3 separate regions of the Mus musculus genome follow, and regions 1 and 2 are each linked to region 3. A link is a loop called in an ENCODE intact Hi-C map of the cell type or tissue named here. Cell type or tissue: heart. All regions are shown on one strand.

Region 1 (8,000 bases), 52 kb before region 3:
GCTAACTGCCTTTCACCTCTCCCGGCTGACTTCAGTACATTGTTTCCTGACTGAGCTGTTCAATGGCTCCATACACAGACAACTTTCTCAAAGTTGAAAGGACAAACTTCAATTGACGTGTCCTTCATAACTTCATTTTTAAATATTTATTTAAGACAGGGTCTCATCTAGCTTAGGCTAGTCTTCAAGTTACTATGTATCCAAGGCTGGCCTTGAACTTCTGATCTTTCTTTCCAAGTGCTGGGATTACAGCCTTACTACCATACCCAGCTAACAGACTTTTTCTCCCTCTTCTTTTTTGGTACTGGGAGTAGATACCTGAGTCTCATGCATGCCAAGCAAATACTTTGCCAATGAGTTGTATCTCCAGCCCAAATTCCTTTCTTTCACAATTTACGTCAGCACCCCTCCTCTTGTCTATTTGTTGAAGAAAGTGGGATATTTTTCCTCAGATTTCCCACATTTGGACTTGGCATCTTTTGGGTATTTCATGAATGGGTTCTTTTGATTGGGCATTTTCTGTAAATAGGCAGATTCAAAGCTTGGAGGAAACTCTGGTTTTTTTTTTTTTTTTTTTGGCAAGAGTAAGTAGAAATGGAGTTGTGGCCTCTCTGGTTCCTTCACAGGTCCCTGCTATTTCTGGTCTTCGCTGTTATGACACTGAGATAGATCAGTTGCTTCAGAACTTGGTCTGATCCATCCATTATAAAGTTTCCCATCAGCCCAAGCAGCTAATGATTTTGCAACCACTGTGATCAATTTGAGAGCCATGATTTGATTAGGGTGCTATTTCCATCTTTCCTCTGGCTTTTAGCAGCTACAATTCCTCCAGAAGACACAGCTTCTCGCCCTGTTTCTCTACACTGAGGTAAATGCTTGCCTTCCTCCTCTGCTTAACCAGTTTCAGAATGACACACTGACCACACATCCCACCAGAGACAAGTGGGATTGCTGTCTTTAGAGTCCAGCTGTGTACACACTGAAGCTCAATGGTCTCGTTTTGTGTCTGAGTTTTTATAACTTTATGGGTTTTATTTAAAAAAAACCAAACACTTTGCCTTTGAGAATTTCATACGTGTATACCGTGAGGATCTTACTTGATCCTTCCCTCCCCTCCCCTCCCCTGCCCTCCCCTCCCCTGCCCTTCCCTCTCCTCCCCTGCCCTGCCCTCCCCTCCCCTCCCCTTCTTTTTGAGGGAGATTGTTTGAAAACACATTTAAGCCCTACAATCTATCTGACGTGCTCGCATCCTGCTCTGCCTTCCTCTTCAGTGCTGGGGGCTGGAGATGGGGCTCAGGGCTCTCGTGTACTCTGCAAATGTTCTTCCTCTCAACTGCAATCTGGTCTCCACTGTGTGTGTGTGTGTGTGTGTGTGTGTGTTTAAATTGGCTCTCACTATATATCCCTAGCTGACCTAGAACTCATTATGATCCGGCTGGCTTTGAACTCACTTTGAACAGAACTTTGAGTTCTGTTTGCTCAGTGCTGAGGTTAAAGGCATATAAGGCATATGCTACTGCGAGGGTGAGTGGGTGCATGTTGGGGTGTGCTGGCAAAGTTCAGAGGATAACTTGCGGGGCTCAGTTTTCTCCTACTGTGTGGATCCCAGCAATGGAACATGGGTTGCCGGGGTGGTGACCGGCACCTTTACCTGCTGAGCCATCTCACTGGCCCTCACCATTCTTCTTCAGGCTTGCATCGACCCATCTTTGGCCACTAGAAACTTTACCAGTCTAAAATATGGGACCCTTAGGCACGGCTCAACTTTAGTCAGTGCCCTTGCTGTCTAGTGCTGTGAAAGGTTTGGGTCTGTCTAACTGGACATGTCTCCTGGACCACACTTGAAATTGGCCATTTCTCCAACCAGTATTGGCTATCTAGTGGGAAACAATATTTAGAATCTTCAGGTTAGGTGTTGCACTGGCTAGTTTTGTGTCAACTTGACACAGGCTGGAGTTATCACTGAGAAAGGAGCTTCAGTTGAGGAAATGCCTCCATTAGATCCAGCTGTAAGGCATTTTCTCAATTAGTGATCAAGGGGGAAAGGCCCCTTGTGAGTGGTATCATCTCTGGGCTGGTAGTCTTGGTTCTATAAGAGAGCAGGCTGAGCAAGCCAGGGGAAGCAAGCCAGTAAGAAGCATCCCTCCATGGCTTCTGCATCAGCTCCTGCTCCCTGACCTGCTTGAGTTCCAGTCCTGACTTCCTTGGTGATGAACAGCAGTATGGAAGTGTAAGCCGAATAAACCCTTTCCTCCCCAACTGCTTCTTGGTCATGATGTTTGTGCAGGAATAGAAACCCTGACTAAGACAGGTGTCCTCTCTCCTTGTATGCTGATCCTTTTTTAAATTAATTTTTAAAGTTCTCATGGTGGGTGGTGGACTTCATTACGACATTTCTTATTTTCAATATTTATGACAATGGCATTGTATACATATACAATGGCATTGTGTGTGTTCAGTATGTACCATTCTTATTCATCTCTCTCTCCTGCTGCCCCCCTGCGCCCACTGCCAACCTCCTGCTGGTCTTCATCCTCCCCAGATAGTCTCCCTTCCTGCCTGCATGTCACCCTCTCGCATAGGGGTTATTTCTGCACTCCCACCATCTCCTTTCTTATACTTCAGTGACCTCACGTGCATACTCACATATATGTGCACATGCTGCCCACATGCACATGAGTCCAACTAGACACAGTTATGTTCATTGGTCTCGTTTTTTTGTTTGTTTGTTTGTTTCTGATATTTTGGGATTGCTTCGCTTGCTTGTTTCCTCTTTGAATTTTGTTGAAAACACTCACAGGTTAAGCAGTTACATTTCCTGAAAACCAAAACAGGGTGACGTACAGTTCCTCCTCTGCTAGTTGCTTTCCTTTCTTTCCTCCTTTCTTTATGGTCTTTAAAATACAGCAATCACCTATGTAAACATATATATGTGCCCCTTGCTTAGATCAAATGCAGAGCTTCATTCACACGGTTGTGCAGTTGTCTTTTCTATGACCCTCTCTTTATTCTGGGACCCTCCTCACCCCAATGACTGCTGCCCAGCTCTCTCCTATGTGGCTGGCTTGTACTTGGTGCCATGTGCCTCTGTTGGCGACAGTTTGGGTTGCTTTAGTCCCTTGCTATTACCAGTTCTGTATAAACAATCATTATCAACACCATCATCATCCCTGGTTCTGGGTTGCAGGGGGCAACGGTGGGCGTGGAGCCTGTTCACAGGCCACTGTAACTCTGAGTGAGTTAGGAAGCCCTGTGGAACTGAGACGATCAGACACATCTGACTGACATGTAGGAGGACAGTTATTAACTCTGAGGAGTTGGTGTTGAGATATGACCTGGTTCTCTTTGGTTCATTCTGGTCTTTCTTGGAGTTTCCTGCTCTCCTTTGGGTACAATTACAGGCACCCCTATTTCCTTTTGAACCAGGTTCCTCGTCTGAGGCTGTGGCTCTCTGCTCCATGGTGCCTTCACTGGCTCTGACGTCTCTGCTGTCCCTGGGCTTTGCCCTGTGTGCCTCCATTCCTGTCATGCAGCTACAGTACGCCACCTTCATCCTGCAAGTGGTCAGCCGCTCCTTCCTGTATGGATGCAATGCTGCCTTCCTCACGCTGGCGTAAGTGAGCTTAGGGAGAAGGAGAGTTGGCTGGCCATGAAGAAATTGTGGGGTGGGGTGGGCCTGAAGGTGAGGGTGCGTTTAGAAGGGACCGTGGCTGAGTATGGATACAGGTGGGAAGGAGGGAGCATTAACATGGAGGTGAGGGTGTGTGTAGAAGGAGTCGAGGCTGGATATGGATACAGGTGGGAAGGATGGAACATTCACACAGCAGAGTCTCTGTGTCCAGGGAGAATCTCTGTCTACTCGGTGAACTCTTATTTCCCTCCACTACCCACCTCTGTTTTAACTCTCCCAGAGAAGAGGTAGAAAGGTATTTTCCCATCTTTGTGTCCTTGGCACTCCATTCTTGCTTCTTTTGATAATGCCAGCATCTGTCTTTTCCCTAAGACCTTCTTAGCCTTAGCTTAGCCTGGGCCTGAGTCCCTTCTGTTCCCGTAGGGCTCAAGTTACTACTTGCTCTGTGTCTTGGGGTTAGAACTGAATAGAGTGGGAGAAGAAAGGGCTTGCATGGATGGGTGAAGGGCAGGTCTAGGACAGGGGAGTCGGCTGACAAATGTTCTCAAGCATCAGGCCCCTGCTTGGAGTGGGAGAAGTTGTGTGTGTGTGTGGGGGGGGAATCTGTAAAATTCACTGCAACCTTTCTCTACCTAGATTTCCCTCAGAGCATTTTGGAAAGCTCTTTGGGCTGGTGATGGCCTTGTCAGCTATTGTGTCTCTGCTACAGTTCCCCCTGTTCAAAGTCTCCCCTGAGAGCAACGCTGTGTATGTGAGTACCATGCAGGGTCCATTTCTGGCCAGCCTGTGTGTAGGCCCCTTGACTAGAAAGGTTACCCAGGCTGGACCTATTGCACAGGGCCCCAGCAGGGGGCGCTCTAAGCTGGCTCAGGAGGCCTGGATGTGTTAGAGGCTTCAGTAGTGCAAAAAGGAACTATTTAGGGTTTCACTTCTCAAACTAGGGTCACAGGCAGAGACCTGGCTCAAGCTGGGGCTTCCTAAGGTCGCAGGATTGACACGCTACCACGTCTCAGAAAGCCTGGAGAGAAGAGTTTGTGAGTATGGACAAATATGTGTTACTCCAGAATAGGATGCAAAATCCTCTCAGAATTTCAAAGCCAAAGAGTTTTCTACCTGTAGGCTAACCCTGACTTCTACCTGAGACTGTGGCATATACGACATTTGTCCGAGGTCTCTGCACGCGGGAGTCAGTGTTCTGATTACTGATGAACCTGCCTGCCTCATTAAAAAGAGATCGTCAGGGTGGAGAGATGGCTCAGTGGGTAAGGGCGCTTGCTAGGGTCCTAGGACCCATGGTGGAAGGAAAGACTTAACTGTTACAAGTTGTCCTCTGACCTCCGCATGTGCTCCATGACACTTGAACACACACACACACACACACACACACACACACACACACACATACACACATAGATACATACACACAGATACACAAACACAGATGTACATACACACACACACACACACACACACACACACACACAAATAAATGTAGTAATTCTTTTAAAGCTCAAAGCATAGAGTAAGTATATAAGTCTGTCACTAGAAGAAACAAGACTATGCTTAGGGCATCAGGAGCCCTAACTCAACATCTAGATGTAGTCTAACTGATGCCTCTCCAGCTTCACACGGGACCTGGGAAAGCTCACTAGTGCCCTCTAGGCCATTGCTTCCTCACCCTTGAAATGGGTTTAATAGAGGCTGGCATGTGGCTTATTGGTAGAGGGCTTGCTTAGCATGCACAGGACCCTGAGTTCAATCGTGAGCACTGACTAAGTCATGCATGGTGGTACATCCTATAATTCCTGTACTTGGGAGATGGATTAGACTTTCAAGGTCAGCCTGAGCCTGTCTTAAGAAAGAAAGAAAGAAAGAAAGAAAGAAAGAAAGAAAGAAAGAAAGAAGCCATGAAAATAAACCTAAAGTCCTTCAGGTCACCTTAATGTCTAGGTAGAAAATAGGCCATAGACCAAGTAGGACTTTGGTCCTTCTGTTGGTGATGGGAGTAACTCAGAGTTGCTGGAGTGGCCCCTCTTTCCTGTTTCCCCAGGTATCGATGGGGCTTGCCATTTTCCTGACATTGGTCCATCCCTTCCTGGTGTACCGTGAGTGCCGTGCTGAGAAGACAAAATCGTCTGTGGATGCCTAGTCCACTCTCTAGCCTCGATGATGCCTTTTCTGTTCATTACTCGACTTTGATGATCCAGTATCTACAAAGACTGCCTCCCCAGGAGAACTGTAATCGGCAGTCATAGTTTTTCTTAAACCACTGCCACCACAAGAAACAAACCAACAAAAACCAAAAAAACAGAAACAAAAAACAAGGCACTCAAATGTCACCTAGGACTTTTGATTTCCAAGATGAGTGGAAATTTCAGTGGCCAAGCAGCCTTCACACCAACCCAAAGCAAAGATTTAGATGAGTTTTTAGTTACTCCCTGCACAGGGCCACAGCAGAGCTCATTGCAAGGGACAGGGAGATATGTCACAGAGTCATGCTACCCCAAAGGACTTGGGATCCAACTGACTGGCTAGCCAGAAAGATTTTGGACAACACTTTGTATCTTGCCTGTGAGCAATGTCTCCTCTTCAGGAAAAGGGCTATTCATTGACTTAGGGCAGCTTTTATATATAATTAGCTTGGGGTTGGAGAGATGGCTTAACTCTTAAGAGCACTGGCTGCTCTTCCAGAGGACCTGGTTTGATTTTTAGCACCCACATAGTGGCTCACAAACTGTAACTGCAGTCCCTCCATGGATACTGCATGCTTGTGCACAGACATATATGCAGACAAAACATCCATACACATTAAACAAATATAATTTCTCTAGGGAATACTTTTATACAATAATAAAGCCTCTATGTTTAAGGCAACTACTGCTTCTACCTCTTTGTGTTTGTATGAGCATGTGCTTGTACAAGTGCACAAGTGTCCTCGTGGGGACTGGGTGCAAGGTGGAGGTGGAGGGATCTGGCTGTACATTGTAGCATGGCAGCCTGACACAGAATGGGGGCACAGGGGTGGGTCAAGCTTCTGGGTCCTTGGATGTGAACTCTGAGTCCCTCCCCTTTCTATACCCTTCAACCTCAGTCAATACCCTGTTTGCCTGACTCATGGCACTAGTTGTATCCAGATGGTCCGAATATAAGTCTCCGTTCCATCAGCAGCTCCTGGGAAAGCCCCATAACTACCGAGTCATAGATCTCTCACTTGCAAGAGATAGTTTCACTCCTGACCCCGAGGGTGACCTCGAGAAGAAAGATAGGTGTGTGTGTGTGAGTACCACTTCTTTATTAACCCAGGACCAGATGTGAGAAGAGCAAGTCGGGAGATGGAGGTGGGCAAGATTGGAAAGTCCAGAACATTCCTGTTTTTTTTTTTTTTTTTTTAATTTTTTAATTTATTCTACCCAGCAAAAAAGGGAAGCTGTAAAAAGGTAACGGGAAGAGAGGGTCAGCTGATAGATTTATTTATCTCTCCATCTAGCCACTCAGCAACGGTTTGCTGTACCTTTACAAGGCATCAGGCGCTGTCTTGGGTGCTGGGGATGTAGGTCGGGATGAACAGACACATGGCTTTTCTTTCTTCCGGTGGGGTGCTGAAAGAATTGTCCAAAGGAGTCTAGGTACCTGGATCTGAAGATGGATACCAGAGTTCAAAGGCATGGTTTTGGCCTTGTTACTCTTCTCAGAAGCATCTAGAGGAGTGGCTTTCAACCTTCCTATATGCTGTGACTCCTTAATATAGTTCCTCATGTTGTGGTGACCCCCTACCTTACAATTATTCTTTTGCTACTTCATAAATATAATTTCACTACTGTTGTGGATTATAATGTAGATATCTGGTATGCAGGATATCTGATATGTGACCCCAAAAGGATTGTGACCTACAGGCTTCAGCCTGTCCTTCAAGGCTCCTTGCAATATGACCCCTCAATCTTGCCTCCTCCCCTTCCATCCTTAGGGAAGCACAGCCCATTCTGTGGACCAAGGGCCCTGGTCTCTGCCTTTGTTTGCTGATTTCTCTGTGTAGGCAGTCAATTTTCTCTGCTTGGTAACCCACTGTGTTCAAACTAAAAGAAAATTCTTCCTTGGGCTTTCCAGCAGCAGGGAGTCGTAACACTTGGTCACACCTTCCTTGGTGACCAACATCAGACTGCTTGACTTGGGCAACAAAACTTTGGCTTGCTGTGTACAGACTGTTAGTTAAAGATTATAGAGCATCTTCCTTAGGGTTAGTTACCGTTGCTATGATGAAACACTGTGACCAAAAGCAAGTTGAAGAGAAAAGGATCTATTTGGCTCACATTTCTACATAATAGCCCATCATTGAAGGACAGGAACTCAAATGGGGCAGGAATCTGGAGGC
Region 2 (8,000 bases), 140 kb before region 3:
CCCTGCTCGTTCTGAGTTCTCTTGAGGAATAAATAAAGAATGGCCCACCCATCTTCAAATGACAAAACTGCACGAGGTCTGGAGAGAAGTCACGCAGCAGATGGTTGCTTTAAGCAGACTCCTGACTCTCTATGTGGCCTTTTGTGCACACACACACACACACACACACACACACACACACACACACACACACAATCTCAGAATGGGAGAAATCCTGTCAGTGAGGCTGGCTAGCTCCCAAAGGCCCTGCCGGGGTCTCCCTGCTCTCTGCCCAGGACTCTAATTTTGTGAGCCTCAAGCCATCTAGTGACCTGTTTGGCATCCCACCAGTCAGTTCTCTGATGAAGGCAGGTGGTGGAAGCCCAGCGTGTGGGCGCGCGGTACTCAGTATGCCCAGCAGGCGGCGCTACGTGTTTGAGGGTGGCCAAGTAGGGGGTGGCAAGCCAGTAGGGGAACCCCCGACCACTGTGCTGAAATCCACGCTTCTGGCACCTATGCCTCAGTTTCCCTACCTCTGGTTGCTCTGCCCTTTCTCGACGTCTCTTCTTCCCAGACCCACCAGTCTTGCACTCTCTCTCAGGCCCCACGGACCCTCCGGAGGAAAGGGACTTCCACAGCTAACTCTGCGCAGCTGAGGCAGGGGCTGAGTGAGAGGTGGAGGTCGACGTGTGGACCTTCTAGGAGAGGGGTGTCATCATTGTTCCATTCCTGGGGATGGGAGAGTTTGGGGAGGGGGCTGGGTAGGGACGGAAGCAAGCTAGAGCCGTGTTTGTCGCGGCGCTGCCTAGAGGAACAGATGGCTGGGGAGGGGAGAGGGTGCCTTGCCGGGAGGAGGGGTGCGGGGGCCGGAGGATGAGGAACGAGGAATTTCGACGCCCGAGTCTCCCGGGAGAAGTCCCCCTCCTCATCTCTTCCCAGAAAGAGGGGCGGGCAAGCGCCTGTGGTTTCCCAAGGAGCCCCAGCCTCTGCCCCGCCCTTTGAGAGGTCCACCGCCCAGGGATGCGTCCCGGGCTCGCTTGCTCCTTCGGAGGGACTGGCTAGAGGCCACGGGGAACCGCCTGGGGCTCAGGGGTTAATGGGGCTGCGATCCGAGGGACGAGGGGGCGGCAGGAAGCGCTCTCTGGGTTGGGAGCGAGTTCAGGGATCGCAAACAGCTCTGGGGAAACGTGTTAATTGGAACTTTATGCAGATGAGCTGGGACTGGGGGCTGCCGGAGAGAACAGGTCAGAAGGATGCTGGACACAGCTGAATCCCCGCGGGTGCAGAGGGCCCTGGTTAAGGAGGTGACACACACGAACCTATAGATTCCTGGGATTCACCCTATAGAGGCATACTGGTCTTGAGGAATGAAACGCTTGCTCTCTGGTCCTTCTCAGAAAACTAGCGAGGGTTTGTCTGTGATTGTCCTTCTCTGAATTTTGGGTCCAGCAGTGCAGAATCTCAGGTGGCCATGGGTGGTCATACCTGCATGTGTTAAAGTCTTGCCCCCGGCTACTTCCCAGACTCATCTTGGCCACCTCCCACCCCTATATGACCTGGATCCCTCTTTTTTCACTCCTCATAGTATCTGTCTTGTGTTTTTGTTTAAACAGGATCTCAATTTCTAGCTCAGGTTAGCCTGGAACTCCCTATATAGCCCAGGCTGGCCTCGAACTCATTGCTATGCTCTTGCCCCACCCACCCTAGTACTGGGTTTACAGGCAAGCACGTCTGTCTCTATCATCCTCCATCTTTTATTTGTACCCACTGTCTACACAGAATTCTCACTCACAGCTTCCTCCATGTGTGTATGTTTGGGGAGGACCTCTAACTTTCTTTTGCATTGCTGCCTGCTCCCCTCTTTCCTCCCCTCCCCACTCACAAGATTCTCAGTCTTAAGTGCACTTACAGTAGCTCCCCGCTTGAAAAAAAAGCAGATTCCCGCACCCCCAGCTATCTGATTCAGCAGCGGTCGGTTGGTCGGTCGAGGGGGCTCAGGAACCAGCTTCCCTCCTAATCAGATAAAACGGCCCTTACCTTTGAAACACAGTGCAAAGGCTAAATGGACTGAAAAAAATAGGGACCCAGTTCCTTCTACAGCCCCCCCCCCCCCCCCCCCCCGCACACTATGGCTGTCTCTGGTGTGATGATATCTGGCCTGGAGAAGATGCCAGGTGGAAAAAAAGAAAGCGGAGGCAACAGGGAAGGGGGAGGGGAAGAATCCGAGATAAAAGGGTGAGTCTGCCCCTGGCTCTTCTCTAAGATGGCCCCCTTTCTCTCCTGCCCCACCTCAGGGTTCTCCCCTCTTTTGCCCCATCTCTACTTCCCCACTCATCAGCTCTCTACTGTTGACTTTCTGATCCACATTCTCCTCTCTTCTCATCTGTAGCTCCTGGGAGAAATTTGAGGCTCAGGCTTTTTGGAGGTGACTGGAGACAACAAAAGCAGTTGGAGCCCTACCTTCAAAACAAAGAGGCAAAGCCACTTCTAGGGGTGGAAGAAAAGAAGATGAGAAGAGACAGGGCTTGTGGGAAGATGGTGCCGACAAATACAGGCTATTTCCCCTTTCCTGCGACCTGCTGGATGCTTGCTCCCCAACTACAACTCAGTTATATCAGAGATCTCCCCCACCCAGATGTCCAAACCAACAATACCAACAAAAAGGGATATCGGGAGAAGTAATTTGCCAAGGTCACATAGCTAGGAAGTAGGAGAACCCTCTACTACCCCAAACCACTTTCCTTGAGCATAGCGATCCCAGAGTTCCCTCTCTGGCCCACTCCCCAGGAACAGTGGGATAGACAAGGGCGTCTGGTACAGAAGGAAGGAGATGGATGCTCAGGTTTCAGGACATCTGACAGGTTTGGCTGGAAGCATTAAAAATTCATAGAGAAACCTGACCCCAGCTGGACCTTGGGCCTGCCACCTGGTCTGGCTCTGCTTTTGTGGCCTTTCAAAAGTTGTTGGCCAACTTTCCCTTCTAAAGGGTCCTGGAAGCCCCATTTTTTTTTCATGTTTTATAAAAGAGCTCTCTAACAGATTAGAGATCTAAAGTGGGGAGCCAGCTGCTCAGAAAACCGGGCTGAAAACACCCTCACCCCCAGTCTGAGTGAAAGAACCTGAGAAGCTTAAGGGCTTATGAAGCTTGTCATCTGGCGTCCTTCTACTCCTCTCCCCAGGAGACTGCATGCTCACTCGGCAGTTTGTGGTGACAAAGCCTGTCTGTGCTTCCCGTGACGGCCAGTAGGGGGCAGCCATCCTCTGGGCTACTTCATCTCTGTAGTTTGAAGGGCAATGAAAAGAGCCCTGCCTATGGGCAGGAAGGTGCAGCCTCGGCTTTGAGGAAGAGCTCTGTAGTCTGTTATCTGAGGAGGAGCAGGGAGGAGTTTCCTAGTTTGGGGGAGATGAAAGAACTTTAGGGAGCACTGAAAGTAGATTTCTGGGTTTCTAGCATACCAAGCCAGGTGGCCACAAACATTCAAGCTTTAGAGAAGGCTGGCTGTTGAGGCTGGCTGTTGGCCATCAAGGCAAGGAGGTTTGAATAGCAGCTTCTTCCTGACAGAGAAACTCCTCTGATCCCCGGATGAGGTGTTTTACCTTGAGTCTGAAGGCTGTGGGGGAGCCACGATAGGTTCCAGAGTGACATAGTGACACAGTGTACAGTCTGGCCAGATGAGGTCTGGTAACTGTGGGCAGGCTGGGTTGGAGGGTGGGAGTGTAGAAAAAGCTGAGTAGAGCTGACTTCCCTTTTCATTTATATTCTAAGCATGAGGTAATGAGCTTCAGCAGGGAGGTGGTAGGGGCTAGGAAGGAGAAGATGGACAGGAGCCAGGAGGGGGGCTTGGGAACTGACTAGATGGAGGAGATTAGAGAAGGGAGGAGCTAAAGCCAACCACACTGGGTGTCTGGGGGAAAAAAATGAAGCATGCAGAATGGGGACACACTCACAGAATGTGGGAGGTGAATGGATTTTGTTTCTTTCAGGAGTCAGGAATGGATGCATTCATTCCTGGACCCTCTGGCCTCAGTTTCCTTATCAGGACATTGGTGGGGGTTGGGATACACAGTCTTGCCCATCTCTTCTATTTTGGGGTATATGGCTCACAGCTGTCAATCTGGATTGTTTGGAGAAGCTGGGGATCTGAGCTTGTGAGATTGCTGAGGGTGGGGATCTGGATGAGAGAGAGGGTGTGGGTCTAGGTCCACATATCTGAGGTGCATCTGCCTGTTTGTGGGACCCGTGGGTGGCTGGTGTGCTTACACTTGCCGAAAAGCTCCATTTTGTGTGTGTGTGTGTGTGTGCGTGCACGCGCGCGCACAAGCACGCGTGCTTGAGTGTGAGGGAGAGCTAGAGAGTGTGAGTGTGCACGTGATGGGCGTCCCTTGGTCGGTCTGGGCTAGCAGTGGCTGTGGGGCGGGGAGTGGGGAGCAGTATTGCTCTAGGCTGCTTCCTGAGGCCCTCACACACTCCTCCTGCTCTCCTTGTTCTGAAATAGCATCTGGACCGAAGGTCCATGAATATTTCACAACGATAATTCTGTGACCTGGACAGCCTGCCTCTGATTTACCAGCAGACTCCCCTCCCCTGCCCTGGCCCAGCAGCCCCTCCTCCAACACAGCTCTTTCCTAGCTCACATCTCCCTTTACCTTACCTCCACCCCCTTCATCTCCCAGTCTCCCTCATGAGCTTTCTCAAAGCCAGCCTAACACAGGCCCTTATAAGACCCTGAGCCTAGAGCTCTCCAGTTCTGACCTCTGTTCTCATTGGTCTCTCATCCATTTCACATTCTCATCTAAAGTCCCTCTGCTACAGGCTTTGGAGACCAATCCTCCCTGTGTCTACCACCTCTTCCAATCATCCATGCACATCACTGGTCAGCCTTATAGAAGTAGCTCAGTCCTGAAACCCTAGCACCCGGGTCTCTCCTGTTCTGCCATTCCCACCTCTCAGCTTACATCCTTAACTCTGGATCCTAGATCTTTTCCATCTGATGAGTCTCAAGGCTAAGCCTTGAGCCCTGCCCCCAGCCTCTTTACTTGCCCAGGAGAGGGAGCTCCCAGTCACATTGCAGTGTAAGGCAACCCAACTTGAAATCTTGGTCTCTTGATTACCTTAACCTCTTAGCCTCTTGTAATCTGCTCAGAGAACTGCTTCCTTGGCTCGATCCACCTATGAAGGCTTCTATCTCACTGGAGCAAAGAGAGAAAGACCAGATGGCTGTTGAATACTTCATATGGGGGGGCATTCAACAAAGAAGGCAAACACGAGCTGAAATCTACTTTTAGTTTCTGCTCTTTCAGTCTTCTGTGGTGTCATTGTGCTCTCCTGAGGAAGACCTGCCTTTTCCAGAGATGCCCACAGCCATATTTAGGCTGTTTGTGACCTTGGATATCTAAGTTACAACGCCTCCTGGTGGGGACAGTGGGAGCTGCATTTCTTTCTTGGAGACCTTTTAGCCAGGCACCTCCACTCCTTGCTCAGCCACCAAACACTTCAGGGCTGGTGGTAGCTGCTTCTCTTGGGCAAATTGGTGCCACCAATACACATATCCAACACCCAGCTAACTCAAGAAACAGAAGGTTTGGGGGGATCAGAATGACCTTGAGGCCCAGGACAGGGGACGTTGGTGTGGCAGGAAATACTGGTGGCTTCTCTTTCAGGTCTAAGTACTACTTCTGCTTTTGAAGTCTCTTTTTCGAGACAGGTTTTCTCTGTGTAACAGCCTTGGGTGTCCTGGCACTCTCTTTGTAGACCAGGCTGGCCTCGCAGAGATCTGCCTGCCTCTGCCTCCTGAGCGCTGGGATTAAGGATGCATGCCACCACTGCCCCGCTGCCTTTGAGGTCTTGAGGAAAAACAAAAAACAAAACAAAACAAAAAACAACAAAAAAAAATCTTACAGGAGATAAAATAATAGAATTTTTTAATAAATTTTCCCCCAAACAATTTCTTTTGATCTTCACCACACAGGGGCCATGGTGGAGAGGAAACTCTGTCCAGGCACCCTAAAAAGTGTCCTGGGTAGACTTAGGAGAAAAGTATTCCTCCCGTGTCAGGAGGCAGGAGGCTGAAGGGATCAGGACAAGCAGGGTCCAGGGGCCGCCTGGGCCTTGCTGAGACATCCCTCTGATCAAGGGAAGGAGGAGAGGCTCCCAGCGGGAGCTTTCAAAGGCTCTGCTGGTGGAAGGTGCTCTGCAGACAAAAGCCCCTTCGAGTCCACTGTGGGGCCCTTGGAGAGAGGAGCAACGGCTGCCCGGGGTGCCAAGTCCCAGCCTTGGGATGGGGGAGGAAGAGTTAATGGCTAGAATCAGGGCGAACGGAGCCAAACCACCTTACACACCGTCTTAAGGGCTGCCATACTTAAGTCACAACAGCCCAGAAGGCAAATGAGGCAGCCTGGTCCAGGGGAAGAAAAAGAGCGAGGAGGCCTAGGAAAGGTACCAGGCCGGGTCGCAAACAAGAGGCGAAGATGGAGCTGAGGCTCCTTGGGGCAGAGAAGGGGAGCGGGGCCAAGGCGTGGCCTCTTCCGTCTAAGCACCGCAGTCAGAGGTGATGGAGCGCCAGGGGCAAGAGGCAGAGCAGAGGGGTGCGCAGCCCGGCCGAGAGCGCGGGGCCACGCGAGTCTGCGGGCGCCTGGCACGCGGCCCCGGGACACGTCTGCTCGCCCCGCTGATCCTCGCCGCCGTAGCCCCCCCAGTAGTCGTCCTCGGTGGGCGCGTCCCCGCCCTGGCGCCCCCGCGAGTCCTCGGCGGGCAGATCTCGGTAGAGCGTGGACGGGTCTGCGGGGGGAGCGCCAGCCTCGGCCACGCCGTACAGGTGGTTGGAAGAGCTGTTGCCGCGGGCGCGGCTGCCCGGCCGCGTGGGCGTGGGCGGCGGGCACGCTTGGAAATCGGAGTCGCGCAGCGCGCGCAGGTCCCGGCCCTGGCGCTCGGGCGGGGTGGCGCAGGTCACGTCGGAGCTGGACACCCGCGCGCGCTGGAACCAAGCCCAGAGCGGCCGAGCGCGGCAGTCGCACGCCCAGGGGTTGGCGTTGAGCCGCAGGAACTCGAGCGCCGGCAGGTCGGCCAGCGCCTCTCCCGGCAGCGAGGCCAGGCTGTTGTTGAACAGGTAGAGGATGGTGAGGCGGCTGAGGCCGTGGAAAGCCGCGCGGTGCACGCCCTGCAGCCGGTTCCCGTGCAGCAACAGCCGGTCCAGGCTGCCCAAGCCGCGGAACACGTGCTCCGTGAGCAGCCGCAGGCGGTTCCCGTGGAGGAAGAGGTGGCTCAGGTTGGCCAGGTCCGCGAACAAGTCATCCTGGGTGGGGGATGGAAAGAGAAGAGAGTGGCTTGAGACACGGTCGGGAACTCCACTCGAGGACCTAGGGGAGGGGCAAGGAAGGCGTAATGGCTTGGTGGAAAAGTGGGAAAGGGCTCATGCATCGTATCCCAGCTGTGTAACCAAGAGGATCTCCTGCCTCCCCGTCTTGATTTCTGAGATTTCAGGCTACCAAAACAGTTTAATGTGGTTCTGGGGATCAAACCAAGGGTTTCAAACATGCTAGACTGCATCTTATCAACTGAGTCTGAGCCCTGAACTTGAAATGTACGCATCTTCTAACCTATTTCCTATGGAAAAAGCTACACAATTGAGGTCAGTGGGTCACGTTCCCCAGGGCCACAAGGGACCGAACCCAGTACAACAATGCCAGGCAAGAACTCTACCGCTGAACTGTAGCTCCAGCACCGTTTTACATTTATATTTTGCGACAATCTCACAGAAATGTCCAGGCTGGCTTTGAACTTGCTGCTTAACCTAGGTGATCCGTGAACTTGACATTCCTGTGCTTCAACCTCTTGAGTAGCTTGAATTAACACTCAGTAACACAATACCGGGTTATATCACTGGGTCTTACTTATTTAACGTTATCCCAGCGTGTGTGTGTGTGTGTGTGTGTGTGTGTGTGTGTGTGTGTGTGTACACGCGCGTGTGCATGAGGGCGTGTGTGTACAGAATTTGTAGGAGTGGGTCCTCTCCTTCCATTAT
Region 3 (8,000 bases):
AATATATGCAGATTACCTCAGTTAACCTCATGAATAATGCACTATTATTGACCCATTTTATAGGTTTGGAGAGAGAAGAGCAGGTGACTTGCTTGAGTCTGATGACTTCTGATTCTATGACTCCACAGCCCAAACTTGGAATCTCTGAACCATCTGTCTTTAGCTAGCTGTTAAGGGTACAGGCATCCTGGTACAAGATCTCAGAATCCTTCTAAATTCTATGTTCTCATACAATGGGAGAATTCAAGACCCTTGTCCCAGATGTTGTGCTCATGGCAACTGGGCATGGGGAGTCGGGATGAATCACAGATATTCTTGGCTGGGCAGAGGTCGGGCCTGTGGTCCTGTGGCCTTCATGCCCAGCCTACATCTGCATCCATGACAAATGCTCTGACATGGACTCAGAGAACAAGAAGTTGGCATCCTAGGCTCCACTGGTTAAATTTATCCCGGGAAGGAATGTGAAGGGAACAGGGAGAAAAATCAGAGCAGGCTTGGTTTTCTTCCAGCACCTGCCTTCCAAGAGGCAATAAGCGTGGTAAGATCATTACATTATCTCACCAGCCACCCACCCTCAAGGAGGCTTGGCAGGGAAGGCATCTCTTCTTGTTGGGAGGGGGAATTGCAGAGCTTACAGAGGAGGGTCTAGGCTGAAGACAGGTGTAGCCCTGGAGTCTAGACTCTGCTCCAGGGAAACCAATGGAGGTCACAGAAGCTGTCACATCCCTGGACAGGGGATGGCTCAAGTCATAAGGGCTTGGGGTATCTTCTCTTTTGAGGCACACTTGGATATTATTGGTGCTCCATCATTGGCTCTTATAATGGAATGTGGATGGAGGTGAGGCTTGTTACCTGATTCAGTGCAGTGTACCTTACCAGGATCAATTAATGAGGCTGTCCTGGATGAGACTGAATAAAGATGGCAGCAGGCTAGAGCCCAGAATGACTGCACAGAGCTCTCCAACCTCACTGAGCCACAATGTTAAGGCACTGATGAGAAGAGAGGACTGTTTGTTACAGCAGTTAGCAATGACTTACCCTGACTGTTACAACACTCCCCACTGGTTTAGTCACTGAGAAGACTGAGGCACATTTCGAAGAGCTTTTTCCAAAGGACAAAGAAGGAGTTAGAGTTGGGAAGGGCTAGATCAGAGGGGTCATTCCTAGGAATAAGCTCTCTAAAAGGTCCAAGAGCTGAGAGTACCACTTGGCTCTTTTTAAATTAGCATTCTGTCCCTGAGCATGTCACTCATCCTCTCTGAGACTTTTACCATTAGTGAAAATGGAGGGTGGAAGGAAACTGTGGAGAGAATGAGTTAAGCGTTAATTTCTTATCTTAAGGCCAAGATAAAGAATACTATCTACAGGCTGGAGAGATGGCTCCATGGTAAAGAACACTGATTGTCCATCTAGAGGTCCTGAGTTCAATTCTCAGCAACCACATGGTGGCTCACAATCATCTGTAATGTGATCAGATGCCCTCTTCTGGTGTGTCTGAAGACAGCTACAGTGTACTCATATAAATAAAATAAATTAATTTTTAAAAAAAGTCTAAGCCATAAAAGTCAATAGTTGCGAGAGCAAAGCTGGAATTTAAAAATATGGCTGGTCTTCCCTGAAATGCATGCTGGAACTGAATCTCCATGGCAAGATATTAAGAAGTGGTATTGGCAGGACCTTTAAGAAGTGATTAGGCCCTACCCTCATGAATCTCTGTTTCTGTGATTAATGAAGAAATGGGATAAAGGGTTGCAGCAAGAGCAGATGTGCTGGGGCCAGGAAGATGTCTCAGCAGTTAAGAGTACTCGCTGCTCATGCAGAGAACCCAGGTCTGGTTCCCAGCACCCACATGGTGGCTCACAACTCTCCATAACTCCATTTCCAGGAGATCTGACTTCCTCTTCTGACTTCCACAGATACCAGGTCTCATATGGTGTCACATTACATATACATATACACATACATATACATACACACAAATATATGTGTGTGTATGTGTATATATTATATATTATATTATATATTATGGCCAGGTCTTTAATTCTAGTATTCAGGAGGCAGAGGCAGGCAGATTTCTGTTTCAGGCTAGTCTGGTCTACATAGCGAGTTCCAGGACAGCCAGAGCTATATAGAGAGACCCCCATCTCAAAACAAACAAAAAACCAAACCCAGAGAACAAACAAATGAACAAAACAGAACAAAAGGGAGGGTGTGCTGTAACAGCAGGTCTGGTGGGTCTCTTTAATGCTACCTGTCACTGTGATACCCTGTGCTGCCTTGGGACTCTGCCAGCAAGAAGACCATCTCCAGATGTGTCTCTTCTACCTTGGCTCAGAATCCCAATTTAAAATAAACCTCCTTTCTTTGTCCTTACCCAGCTACAGCATTGTCATTAGCAACAGAAAAGAAGGCAGGACAGCCAGAATTGTTCTCCTCCCCGTCCTGGGTTGTCTTAGGTCATGCTTTAAGTCAGTTCTCTCAGCTCTGAAGCTAAAGGATCTACTGCGTTTGCCAGCGTCTGGGTACCTGGTATCAGTAAGTAGGACTAGCACAGGAAGCTCAGGAGAGCCACTGAGTGGGAAGAAAGACCCCAGCCTCTTCATCTGCAAAGGGGAAGGCTGACCTCTGCTCCAGCCCCTTTTGATGCCTCTAGTTTTTAATTTCTTGGTTAGGAAGTGGGGTTGATGACAAGGACACTCACTGCCACCTTGGCCTGGAGTACAGGCCCTCCACACACATCCTCCCTGCCATAGCACATGCCTGCCGTCCTGCAAGTCCTGAACGTGCTCCCCATAGACGTTGGAGCTCTGGCTCACGCTGTTCGCCCCGCTTTTCCTCTCCACCCTGTGAATGCCTATTTATTCAGTAGGGCCCAAGGTCAGACAGCTGTCATGTTTTCAGTGGTCAGAAAATGCTTAGGGTACATAGTGTGTGCTAGGCACCGCTGACAGTCTGTTAGAGGGAAAGGTGTATCAGTCAGTCATACCATCCAAAATGGGATAGAGAAGGGGGCTGGGAAGCTAAGGAACACTGCTCTAAGAGAACAGGCAGCAAAGACTCTTGGCCTAGGCTCAGCTTCAGGCAAAGCTCTGGGTGACAACAACACACTGAGACTGGAGGGCTGGGAGAGAGGTGGAGATAGAATTCCCGGCTAAGAGAATAGCAGGCTCTTGTGGGAAAGGACACCGTGGTTTGGAGAAGCTGAGAGTGTGTCTTGACTGGAGGGTAGCGATAAACTGAAGTGGCTATGTATGGTTCTGGCTAGGTAGGACAACTAACAGTGTAGATGCCTTCCCAATCTCATTTCCAGTGACTTTGCCCTTGTAGCTTGACCACAGCGGAGTATTTACACTACAGACAATGGCATCCCATACCCCAGAGACTGGGCATCCTTCTGCTGGCTGGGCTCCTCCTGAGTCTCCTGATTTGGCAGATGGAGCCGGGATGGTGGTAACAACATGCTGTTTTCTCTCTTAAACAGGAAACATTGAGATCTGGCAGCTGGCTAGGTAGAAAGATAGATGCCACTGGAGGGGGACATAAGGTATGTGGAACACTAATTGACGTACTTTATACGACCTTGTGAACGCCCCTCCCACCTCCAACCTGCCCTGTCTATCTGCATATCAGTTTCCCTATCTGTAAATTGGAAGCATCAGCACCTAGTGGTTAAGGGGATAAATTAGCATTGGGAGGGGGAAGGAAATACTTCAGCAGAGCAGGAGAGGGAAAAAGGAGACATAAATAAACGATGGATAGAGCTAGTTGGCTCAGTGGTTAAAAGCACCAGCTGTTCTTTCAGAGTTTCCGAGTTCAATCCCCAGCACCCATAGGGTGGCTTATGATCATCTATAATGGGATCTGCTGCCCTCTTCTGTCATGCAGCTGTAAATGCAGACAGAGTACTCATACGTAAATGACAGTAAGGATGTTTTAAAAAGGTATAGGGAAACACATTGTTTTATAAGCTTGCTTTAAAAATATAAGAGTGGGCTGGCAAGATGGCTCAGTGGTAAGAGCACTGACTGCCCTTCCGAAGGTCCTGTGTTCAAATCCCAGCAACTACATGGTGGCTCACAACCATCCATAACAAGATCAGACGCTCTCTTCTGGATTTTCTGAAGACAGCTACAGTGTACTTACATATAATAAATTAATAAATCTTTTTAAAAGCCAGGTATGAGAAATCTCACTTTAAGTTGCAGATCAGGAGAGCCCAAGAGGCTCCTGTCATTGCCCTTGGTGTTTTCTAGTGTGAAGACACTGGAATGTGAAAGTAAGATCCTAGTGCACTTCATATACAGGACTTGGAAGAACTCCTCTGGACCTGAAGCCTCGCTCGTATAGTATCTGAAGGTGTCATACAAGCTGCCAAAGAAAGGATCTACCCAGCTGTAATGCCTATGAATCACAACAATGACCAGCATAGCAAGATATCCCTGAAAATGAAATAGTGGTACTTATAGCTTGATGCTAACCAACAGCAGTCTATAGTTGGACTTAAGGCTTGCTGAACAGGAAAAAAATCGTGCATCATACTGTAAATCTAGCCAACTACCCAGAACTAGTGAGGTTTCAGAGAAGCACCTACAACTGCCACTTTCTTAAGCTGGTATAACTCCTAACTGTTTTCTAAATACAAATACTAATCCTTATACTTAAAGCTAAAACTAGCTCTCATCTCTCCTCAATGCATATTCTTCTTTCAGCAGATGGGGACCATTACAGAAGTCACAACTAGTCAGAATGCAGAGAATGGCTGACTGTGGGGTGCTCAGCCCCAACTGATGTATCTACAACACAGCCATTTTGTACACCTAAGGCTCAGAGAACATCATGGGGGGGGGCATGGAAAGATTTTAAGAGCCAAAGGACCTCCTGCTGTTAGATAGTGTTTCCTAGACAAATTGGGAAGCAGTATCCACAAAAATCACAATAATATGGTTGTCTAAACAAGACCTGCATGATGACAACATCAGTGACATGCCATGTCAGTGGGGGAGATTTCACACGGCCTCACTCCTAGCTGAAGAGCTACAGGTAATCAATGGCTCAGTGGCTGCTGAGAGAGGAAGAATCAATTTTCTCCAGAAATTAGTTCTTTGATATGTGGTTCAATCCTAAGTTGTCATTCCTAAACATGTACGTAAGAGCAACACTAAACAGATTCAGTAGGGTGTGTGTGTGTGTGTGTGTGTGTGTGTGTGTGTGTGTGTAACCTGTTTTATTTTCCCTTCCTTTACTTAGGTTGCTTTTGGTACAGGGCCTCTCTATGTAGCTTGGCTGACCAGCAACTCCCTCTGTAAACAAAGATTCTTGTGGCAACCTTTGAGCCTCTGCCGCCCAAGTGCTGAGATTACAGGCTGTATATCACAACACCCAGACTCTCTATCTTTGATCTTGCAAGCTACAGAAAAGGACAACTCTCAGGTGAGGGGCATGGTTGAGATCTGAACTCAGGCTGCTCAAATGCCAAGTCTACTAATTCCCTAAGCTGGAAACCAAAAAAAGAGTTGACTGCAGTCCCACGAGGCAAGAAGCCTGTTAAGTAGGTGCTTCCAACAGCTATCAAGGAAAGCACACCATGGCTCTGACTTGATGATGCTTAAGTACTAGAAGAGAGACAGTGCTCAAGCAGCTGCCAGTGCTGATCTGAGAGGGGGAAGAGAAAGGAGAGAGGAGACAAGGCTGGAGCTGTCAGGGATGAAGCATCACTACCAGGCCTACCTAGAAGGGCCACTGATGCCAGACACTGGCAGGAGGCTGCTGTAAAGCACTCCTCTCTTGTCTCTAGAGTGGGTCTCTGCTTTTTGAGGACTGCCCTCTTGCTCTCTGGTGTCTGCAGGTTTGGTTGATGAGAGGTTGATGATGGCTGAGGACCAGAAGGCAAGTGTACTGCTTCTCAGTCCCATCTTGGCTGTGCCTGTTTGTGCCTGTGTGCTGCATATGCCAGGGATCCTCGTTTAAATCTAGACACCCATTTCTCCCACAACGACTACAAATCTAGGGTGGTAATGGCTCCCAGTTTTCCTATCTATCTGCCTCTGCTCCTGTGTTGGTTCCTCAGGTGTACATTTCTCCCCAAGCTCTGGCTGACTGTGTTTTCTTACTGAGATGTTCACAGAGACACCTACCTGTTCTGTGACCAAACCAAACATTTCAACGCTGGACCAAACTGAGCCATTCTGAGGCCTGACAGTAGTGAGATGCTTTACATGTGTTCCCTTGTGCCATCCGCGGGGACAGATAAAGGATGAGTAAGTACAAACGCCAATTGCTGTAATAAATCATTTGTCAGAGGTGCTTCTGTGGGGCAGGGTTGAAGCTCCATCCCAGTGTGACAGGGCTATAAATAACAGTGCACCCTTCAGCAGCCCCAGCTTCCAAAGCCCTTCCCTGGCCATGCCCCTAGACACCTATGTGTGTTAATTTAGGCTCTCAGAGTTTACAGAGTCTTTACAGCCCATTTTATAGAAATAGAAACAGGTTTACAGAGGGAATGAGACTTGCTCTCAATCACACTTATTCCCTGGGCTGGAATCCATCCATACCCTGGGCTCTAACTAGTTCATCTTTGTTTCATGATGATGGTGGTGGTGGAGATGGTGATGATATGATGGTGGCAACAACTATTATTATTAAAAACAGAGTCTCACTATATAGCCTAACCTGTCCAAGTTGGCCTGGAGCTCACTATGTAGACCAAGATGACTCACAGCTCAAAGAGCTCTGCATGCCTCTGCATCCTGAGTGCTAGGTGTAAAGGTAGATATTGACTGTTCTTTTTGCTTTGTTAGTCTCCTGTAGTCCAGCCTGGTCTCAAAGTCAATATGTAGCTGAGAATGACCTTGAATTTAGGGTCCTCCTGCCATAGTCTCCCAAATGCTCAAATTACAGGTGTGTACCTCCATGTCTAGTTTTGTTCTTGATTGGGCATCAGAAACCAGGGCCTTGTGTATACTAAGCAAATAGTCTACAACTGAGCTACACCCCCTTTGTTTTAGTTATTCTTAGCTTAATTATTCTTAGTCATCTCTCAGTATTTCCAAAAGGTTGATTCTAGAAGCCCCGTGGACACCAAAACCCATTTTATATAAGGCTCAAACCCTTTATATAAAATTGCATAGTGTTTCTCTATAAACTGTGCCCCTTGCTTTGTTTGTGTTAGAGCCTCCCTAGATAACTTATAATGAATGCCTAACAAAGTGTACATTTTGTGCAAATAGTGGTTCTTCTGTATTTTTTAGGGTATAAGAAGGAAACAAAGCCAGCTCTTCTTTGGGGTGTGTATAATTGCTTCCTCAAATGTCTTTGATCTACATTTGATAGTGTCCACAGATATAGAGCCCACAGCTAAGGAAAGCTGCCTGCATTTTTATGGATAAACAATTTTGCTATTTGGGTTCAGGTTTATCATTCCCTTGATCACAGGAACTTGCCTCTTTCAACTCTCTGTCCACCATGAAGCTCAGCATGTGATAGAACTAGAAGCTGAAAGAGACCTTCAAAGTCATCTCATCATTATCTGTAAGAGTTTTCATCCCTGAGGCCTGAACACTCCTGTGCAAGGAAGCAGGCAGCCAAATTTATCTTTGAGTAGTGCCAGCCATTGCAAGGGCTTCCCCATGCCGAGCTGACATTCAGCAGTGTTTGCTGAATGGAGAAGGGTTTTTAACACGGTGCACAAATCCCTTGGAAGCACTCATATATCTGTTTAGAAATGATTTGTCCTCCCATAGAGTAGTGGAAACTCCTTTCTAAAGCAGGACTCAAAACTGTTAAACCAGCAGGAAAAACAGCAATAAACATGCAGGATCCGGGTTTGACTTGGGAAGGAAGAGTTGGGCCTGGAATTTGGGTTTCTCTGTGAAGGAGGTGCTGTTCTCAGCAAAGCTTTGCCTGCTGGGAAGTCATTTTGCCAGCTGAAATACACTTTTACAGTTGATTCCGTACCGATAGGAAAATATCGCCTGGCAGTCTCTTTGCATCTGGGACGGGGG

The links. Hi-C counts contacts between places; a loop is a spot of excess contacts. Peaks named below come from ENCODE experiments on the same cell type or tissue, not always from the same donor. Only the 100,000 strongest peaks of a DNase experiment are listed, where the experiment ranks them.
Region 1: a loop joins it to region 3, with 5 times the contacts of the local background. A loop is called at or near these places in 25 of 42 quality-filtered maps.
Region 2: a loop joins it to region 3, with 4 times the contacts of the local background. A loop is called at or near these places in 8 of 42 quality-filtered maps.

Annotation. Positions count from the first base shown.
Region 1 is chr2:84,952,005-84,960,004 of GRCm38, forward strand. It overlaps Slc43a3 (solute carrier family 43, member 3), which reads left to right. Exons shown (of 13, transcript NM_021398.3): 11 at 3,427-3,613; 12 at 4,268-4,382; 13 at 5,682-6,505. The coding sequence ends at 5,780. Among named protein-coding and RNA genes, the nearest start is that of Slc43a3, 19 kb to the left of the region's middle. In heart, CTCF peaks have their summits at 4,478 (motif pointing right) and 5,281; a DNase peak (open chromatin) is centred at 4,467.
Region 2 is chr2:84,865,425-84,873,424 of GRCm38, forward strand. It overlaps Rtn4rl2 (reticulon 4 receptor-like 2), which reads right to left. Exons shown (of 3, transcript NM_199223.1): 3 at 6,522-7,271. The coding sequence ends at 6,522. Among named protein-coding and RNA genes, the nearest start is that of Rtn4rl2, 17 kb to the right of the region's middle. In heart, CTCF peaks have their summits at 392 (motif pointing right), 3,228 (motif pointing right), 5,376 (motif pointing left) and 6,980; DNase peaks (open chromatin) are centred at 397, 1,047, 3,207 and 6,977; H3K4me3 peaks cover 2,278 bases; H3K27ac peaks cover 1,864 bases; H3K27me3 peaks cover 8,000 bases.
Region 3 is chr2:85,004,091-85,012,090 of GRCm38, forward strand. All of the region lies in intron 8 of P2rx3 (purinergic receptor P2X, ligand-gated ion channel, 3), which reads right to left. Among named protein-coding and RNA genes, the nearest start is that of Gm39868, 16 kb to the left of the region's middle. In heart, a CTCF peak has its summit at 3,874 (motif pointing left); a DNase peak (open chromatin) is centred at 2,684; H3K27ac peaks cover 2,397 bases.